Regions from separate parts of the Mus musculus genome. Here region 1 is linked to region 2. A link is a contact called in ENCODE POLR2A ChIA-PET data. All regions are on one chromosome and are shown on one strand. The core of a region is the stretch at or near the end of the contact, and the rest is flanking DNA. Distances in the headings are between cores, read along the strand shown.

Region 1 (3,712 bases), core at 445-2,944, 160 kb before region 2:
AGGCAGAAGTGCGCGAATTTCCGAGTCTGAGACACAGCATCTCTAAGTAGTCTACAGAGTGAGTTCAAGGACAGCCAAGACTACATAGAGAAACCCTGTCTTGAAAAAGAAATGATGATAAGCAAAAGTAAATCTAAGAAAAGTACTAGTGAAGGGAGAAGAAACAGTAGGAATGGGGGTTGCTCTCAGGCTCAAAGTCAGAGGAGGCAGGCGAGTTCTCTGTACCAAGGGAAGACATATTTCACCATCGCCACAGACTACAGGACAGATCCCTTCCTTTCCTTATGGGAGAAATAAACAATCTCTGAACCAAACTTCCAAAATGTCTGTGACATTTCTCACACCAATCAATATCTTTGCTAGGAACTTTTAAACCTGCTAACTGATAAAAAGCTGGGGACAACTGGGGGTAGTGCTGTCTTGGGTGCTGCAACAGTAGGATAGACATGGTTTCATATCTGCGACTTGAGGAAGACCCAGTACTTCCGTGTGTCCCAGCTAGCTGAGACAATTCACTGCAAGACTGAGAGTCTCAGACACATTACATCTTTTTACTCACTCGAAAATGGCCACTGACACCTTACCATATGTGGAAGTTGGAGATACGAGGAAAAGACATATTATCTGCCCACACATGAAGTCAGAATCATAATTTATACACATATGAAACTGCAGACCCAGGTCAGTCTGTCGTAAGGAAAAACACGGGGCTCAGGACTGCTACCCAATTTTCTGCTGCGAGGAATACGATACGATAGGTACAAGTAGCTGGGACACACAGAAGTACTGTGATGAATAAGCCGAAATGTTTGCAGAAGAGAGACCTCCCTCAAGTCGCAGAAATGAAACCAAGCCTACCCTACCATCCCATTGCCCCGGACAGAACAACCCTACTCCTTCAGTGAAGCCTAGACCCAACTGAACCCCACCTCCCACTCGCCATCCACAGTGCCCCTCCCCCTTAGCTGTCTCGGATGTCACGCCCCGCCCACTCTGACGTCACTGCCCCGTCCTGCCCTGCGTCACGTCACGTCTCTGGACACAGCCGCGAGACACGCCCTATGCTGCAGCAAAGTCCTGTCACTCAGCCCCTTGTCGGCACCCCCGTTAGCCTTTAGCAGCCCCTTCGCTCGGCATTTTCTTCCACCTTCCACTCGATCTCGGACGGGGAACACGGCTTCCTCACCCCACCCACCCTGCGGCTGAAGACCCGCCTTCCCCGATGCGGCGCAGTCCCTTCTCTCCGCCCACTCGACTGCAGTCCAGACCCAACTTTGTGCCCCTTCGCATGACGTCATGCCCCCACCATTTCCCCCCCCTCAGGTTGCCCAGCTCCTCACCAGCTCAAACCGGTTGTTGACACGGACTCCTTCCTTCCCTGCACCCCCGGGGCGCCGGCCACCCAGCCCCGGTTTTGGTCCCTCTTCCTCTGCGTCATCGTCATCAAGGAGGACAAACTTCAAGGCGTCGGGCCCTAGGGGTTCCTGGCCGCGCTGTTCCCCCCTCAGTCTCCGGAGGGCCCGGCGCGACATAGGACCCGACAGCCTGATGTGGGCAGAGGGACGAGGAAGAGCAGCAGTGTGGCGGCGCCTGCGCACTTGCGGCGCGCTGGCGCAAGATTGGCGTGTCGCGTTTGCGCGCCGCGGCTCTCCGGAACTTCCTCCCAATTCCCCGTGGAGTCGGGGAAGGTGCAAGGGTGGCCCAGGGAGCTCTCGCGAGAGTCGGGCCCTAGCGGCGGCCGTGGTGCGGTGCTTCGGCTTTGGAGATGGCTGGCTTTCAGAAAGCCGGCTGTGCGGCGGGCAGCAACGCGCAGGCTCAGAGCGCTGCTCCGCACGAACGCGATTCCCGGGGGCGAGCCTGGGGGCGAGCGGGCAGGGGTGGGGCAGGCGAGGAGGCCGTGAGAGCAGGTGCGCACGCCGCAAGGCCCGTGTGCAAAGACCTCTGCTATGACAGGAGCGAGGGACCCAGTCCCCAACCCCTCTCTGCTAGCCTACCCATGCGACTTGTCCGATGTCCCCCACCTCCACGTTGTTACTAGACTGCAAAGGGACAGTTTTCACCTTAATAGAACCAACCTAACTTCTTTCAGACTGGGTAACTCCTCTCCACAACGTGCACCGAGCCGAGTTAGGTGTTAGGGCTTGCTTTTTATTGTCGCGAACGCAACAGGGGTGGTCATGTTACAGGGGTATTGGGTGAGGGGAGAGCTGCCTAGGTGTGGATCCGTGGTGTGAAGTCACGGCAGCCCTACCTATGTGTATTCTAATTCAGGAAGATTTTCACAATAAGGACATAGGGATCCTCGGCACAGATCTTTTCTTTTTCCATGTTCTTTTTGTTTTTGTTTTTTGAGACAGAGTTTCTCTGTGTACCCTTGACTGTCCTGGGACTCGCTTTGCAGACCATGCTGGCCTCTGCCTCCCAGGTGTTGTGACCAAAAGTGTGTGCAACAACAACCGACCTTTTTTTAAAACAAAACAAAAACACCACCTGTCTTAGGGTTTCTATTCCTGGACAAAATATCATGACCAAGAAGCAAGTTGGGGTGGAAAGGGTTTATTCAGCTTACACTACATACACACTGCTGTTCATCACGAAAGGAAGTCAGGACTGGGACTAAGCAGGCCAGGAAGCAGGAGCTGATGCAGAGGCCATGGAGGCTTGCTCAGCTTGTTTTCTTATAGAACCCAAGCCCAGGTATGGCACCACCCACAATGGGCCCTCACCCCTTAGTCACTAATTGAGAAAATGCCTTACAGCTGGATCTCATGGAGGCATTTCCTCAATTGACTCCTTTCACTGTGATAACTCCAGCCTGTGTCAAGTTGACACAAAACTAGCCAGTACACCACCCAAACCAAGATCTTGCCCTGTAACGCTGGCTACCCGTGAAGCTATGGAAATCCTGTTCTGAAGGGCTGGAATTACAGAGCTACTTCATGTCTACGCCCCAATTTTTATACTTTTGGAAAACTTTCCTAGACGAGTCAGGATTGAGTACCTCCAAAGTAAAATGAGCTGGGGTTGGGTTGGACCTTTCCCCAGCTTGAGAGCAGGAGAGGGCTAGGCCAGTCACTGCTCTTACTTGATCTTAGCCAAAAGGCTGAGAAGCAATCAGTCACTTATCTTAAATTCCAGCTTCATTTTGGGAGATAGATCTCCTTTTACAGGTGAAGACGCCTTAATGAGCTAAGTTTCCCAGAGAGAACCCGGTTTTGCATTCATGTGACTCCCAAAGTCCAAACAATGTAGGCGGTTGGCAAGGACAGAGAAGGCAGGCAGGGCAGCAATCCCTTAGTTCCTGCTCTTGTGTGAGCCCCCTGTCCCACTGTCCGTGTGCTCCACTCCACCCTGCCTCCCCCAGGAGTCTTGGTTCGTCCCTGGGTTGGATGCTGAGCCCTCTGCCCACACTATGAAGTATCTTTAGGTACTTCAAAGTTGATGGTTCACAGCTGCTGTCCCAAGGTGCCCATCCCCCCAACCCTCTTCCCTGCGCACTGTTAAAGTTGCAGCTTCTTCCGCATCAGGCTCAATGCTGCCGCCCTGACTGTTCAGGACCAGGCTGGCTTCTGTGCCATCCGTGATCAAGAGCTGTGGCCAGGCTGGGCAGTGGTGGCGCACGCCTTTAATCCCAGCACTTGGGAGGCAGAGGCAGATGGATTTCTGAGTTCGAGGCCAGCCTGGTCTACAGCCAGGGCTATACAGAGAAACC
Region 2 (3,830 bases), core at 585-3,084:
CAAATGGGGAGTTCCTCGCTGGCAAAGGCCTTGTCTACCCTGATGCCTTACAAACTTGTAGAGCTGGAGCCATCTTAGAGAGGCTGGGCAGATGAAGCCTATCTCAGAAAGGCTTCCTTGCCAATAGCAAGCAAGGCCCCACATCTCTTAAGGGTCAGCATGGTCTGTGTGCCTGTGAGGCTGCAGCCTTCCAGATCCCTTGGCACTGTGAAGGAAGACATTCCTGAGGTTGAAAGCGACACAATGGAGCACAGAGTCCTCGATGCCGATGCCAGGCATGGTGGTGGTGGTCGCCATCTCTGACCCATCTTTGGTGAGACATCAAACCACAGGGTGACAAAATCTTGTTTAGTTGGCTTTTCTGTCATCAGCTAAAAGCGCCCTGATCGACAGATATCACATCACAAGCCTCCCTAGGTCTGCAGCCTCTGTGTAGCCTTCTAGCCTCAGATGAGGGGCCCCTAAGCTTCAAGGTCAGACCTCAGAAATCCAGTCCCAGCACCTGGATTTCAAACTGCCTCCCCAAGACCCATGGGTGCCTCAACCTCTTTCTCAAATGAGAGGAGGGTCTGTGCTTTCTACCTCCAATCCTTCTCAACTGTCCTCGGCTACTGCGCCTCTGGCTTCCACCAGATTCCGGCAGTGAGCCTGGGGTAGGTCCTCCTAGGGCTCTGTTTTTCATACAGGCCTCCATTCTGGAACCAGAAAGACAAAGCATCCAATTCCTAATGCCTTCCTTGTTTTAAACCTGCAACAGTTCTATTTCTGACAATGGGGGGGGGGGGGGTGTCACAGTGTCGGAAGGCTCTGTACGTTTCCTTCTGTGTGGCCATACCAAGCTACTATAAAAGGTAGAAACAGGCCAAACGTCTGCCTCGGGGAAAAGTGGAATTCGCAGCAGTTTCTGGTGTCTGCCAAATGCTGGGTGTGAAAAGAAACACTTTTGTCCCACTCACGGTCCTTTCTACCTTGAGACGCCCTCCCATCTTTGTGGCCAGGCTGAGGGACACCAAGCCCTCTCCGCTCAGGAGTCAGTCACACAGCAGCCTGGCCAATCACCCGAGGAGAATTCTGCTCCAAGCTGTAACATGTTGAAGGGATCACTGTGGGACCAGAGAGCACCCTACTAACCCTCTTTGGGGAACACTTTATGGATCGCTCAAGTTTCGTCTCAATTTCTTTTTTCCTTCTGAAACAGGGTCTCCAGATATACAAGATGCCCTTGAAATCCCTGTTATAGCCTAGCCTAGAGCCAAGGGCAGTGCTCTCGCTCACCTTCCCTGCACCGAGAACCCTGTAATATTTACCTCCCGGGTCATCATCCTTAGAAAGAGGTCCCATCCCTGCTGCCTTGCCGCGGCCGGTCTCCTCTGGATCTCCCTACCTTCAGACGAAGACGACGGCCTTGAGTGCTTGGATGTCGCGAACAACAGGCTTTCGGCAGGCTGCGACTCCTTGTCAGACTGCTTGGCCTCCTTCTCCATTACTTTCTCCTTAGACTTTGTAACTAAAGTGGTAGTGCTCTTCTCCTCCTCTGAAACACACGGACGGACAAGCCGTTAGACCTACAGCCCGCGGACGCCCGCACGGAGGGCGGGCCTCGCCGCCAGGCGGCGCCCTTTACCTTTCTTCTCTCTGGGTTTGCTTTTCGACTGGCCCATAGGTGACCCCGCCGCTCCAGCCGGGCGGCCTCGGGGCCGGTTAACCCGACCGACTCACAAAACCCACACTAGGCTCCGGGAGCTCATTACCATGGCAACCGCGTGCCGCGCGAGCCGTGCCTGAGCCCCGCCCAGGCCCCGCCCAAGCCCCGCCCCGGAGCTATCTTCTCGCGACAGCCGGCCGCGCGACCGGAAGCGGTGGCGACCCCGGAAGCCCTCGCGGAGACAGCGGGTCCGTAACATCGCGTCCCCTGCGCCGCCCCGAGGGCTGTGCTAGCCCGACCGGCCATGGACGGTAAGGGGCTGTCATCCACTTCGGGGTCGGAGCGGGAGTCTGCGGACGTCTCGCCTCAGCCCCATAACCCAGCCGGACCCGCCCCGGGCTTCAGCCCCAGACTCTATCCCCCCGGGCCTGGGACCCATAGTCTATACCCTGTATTCGGACCGGGACCCGCCCCCAGCTCACTGGGCTCGAGACCTCCGACTAGGACCTGCCCTGGGGCCTGCAGCCCGTGTAGCCACCAGGACCCGACCCGGTGCCTGAACCCTGACATCCTAGCTGAAACCCTCTCCTGGGCCTCGATCGCACAACCCAGCAGAAGCCAGCTCCCGATTCTTGATTCCAGACCCCCAGCCAGCTCTTACCCCTGGGTCTTGTTTCTTTACCAGATCTCCCCAGGCCTGCACCCCACGCCCGGGATCCAAACCCTGAATCTTGTCCAAATGATCCTACACCCGACCCCCGATCCAGGCCACTTCCACTAGCCACTCTCCCTGTTTGTTTTGTTTCTGTTTGGGGACAACGGAGTGTGGTCAGAAGGCACCAGAAAAGTACCCAGAGAAATAGTAATTAAGATACAAAGGAGTTCAAGTGCCAAACAGTAGGATTTTGGGTTCCCTCCTAGTAGGAGGGCCCGGTTAACCTTAGGTTAACAGGTTGGAAGGGAACCACCCGTAGCAGTATGAGTCACGAGTCACTTCGACCTGCCGTGGCTCCAACCTCTAGACTCCCAAGGAACTCATAATAGGTTTTATGGGCTAGTATCATAGAGTTTTTGTTTGTATGAGACTGCTTCTCTATGTAGCCTTGGCTGGCCTAGAACTTACTGTATACACCAAGCTGCCCTTGAACTCAGAGATCTGCCTACTTCTGCCTCCCCACTGCTGGGATTAAAGGTCTGTGCCACCGCCTAGGGCTGTAATGGAGGTTTTGTTTTGTTTTTAAACTGCTTTCTGAAATGTAGAAAGCTAAAGTACTGTGTCATTGTTGTAGAAGACGTAAGAATCCTAGACTGAGCCAGGCGTGGTAGCGTACGCCTTTAATCCAGCCTGGTCTACAAAGTGAGTTCCAGGATAGCCAGGGCTATACAGAGAAACCCTGTCTCGAAAAACAAAACAAAAACAAACAAGCAAAAAAGAATCCTAGACTGTCCCTTGGGAAGAAGATGGACCCTTGTCTGACATTACAGTTCACTCTGCAGCTCACAACAGGGTTCTCCCGATTTTCAGAGTCCAGTCCCTCTAGAGTCTACATGAAAGTACGGGCTAAAATGGGGGCGATTTGGCCAGTGTCCTAAAACTAGTGAAATGGCTGGACCATACCTAGGTGACACTGTTCCTCCAGTCACTGTGTCATGGTCAGCCTACCCTGAGTGGTGAGAGATGCACAGAGGTGATTGCAGCCCGGCAGGTCTCTGCCAGGCCCTGTCTGCATCCACAGACCCTCAGTGCCCTGAGTCTGGACTGCTAGGGTAAGGCTTTAGAAATTAAGTATGACAGCACTCTGCAGATTCAGGAACGGAGCCAGTTACCGATGCGGTGTGCGGTGGTTCCAACTGTAATGCCAGCCCTCAGGAGGTAGGCAGAAGGGTCAAGAGGTCAAAGTGTCCCCAGCCTCGGCTACTTAGTGAGTCTGAGTGGGAATCCTGTCTCAAAACAGCAAACATAAGAAATTGAATTTGCCTGTCCCAAGTTTTTGTTTCTTTTTTGTTTTTGTTTTTGTTTTTCAAGACAGGGTTTCTCTGTGTAGCCCTGGCTGTCCTGGAACTCACTCTGTAGACCAGGCTGGCCTGAAACGCAGAAATCTGCCTGCCTCTGCCTCCCTAGTGCTGGGATTTAAGGCGTGTGCCATCACCGCCTGTCCCGTTCCAAGTTTTTGAATGAGTAGCT

What was found. ChIA-PET counts read pairs that join two places held with the same protein, here RNA polymerase II (POLR2A).
Region 1: POLR2A ChIA-PET joins it to region 2 with 14 read pairs in Patski. The contact joins the promoter of Tcf25 here to the promoter of Chmp1a in region 2. POLR2A ChIA-PET finds 5 or more read pairs at or near these places in 3 of 5 experiments (Patski and embryonic stem cell).

What each region holds. Positions count from the first base shown.
Region 1 is chr8:123,371,693-123,375,404 of GRCm38, reverse strand. It overlaps Tcf25 (transcription factor 25 (basic helix-loop-helix)), which reads right to left and starts at 1,694. Exons shown (of 18, transcript NM_001037878.4): 1 at 1,341-1,694. The coding sequence starts at 1,532.
Region 2 is chr8:123,210,792-123,214,621 of GRCm38, reverse strand. Chmp1a (charged multivesicular body protein 1A) reads left to right here and starts at 1,834. Exons shown (of 7, transcript NM_145606.3): 1 at 1,834-1,956. The coding sequence starts at 1,950. It overlaps Spata33 (spermatogenesis associated 33), which reads right to left and starts at 1,764. Exons shown (of 3, transcript NM_177279.4): 1 at 1,625-1,764; 2 at 1,385-1,534. The coding sequence starts at 1,661.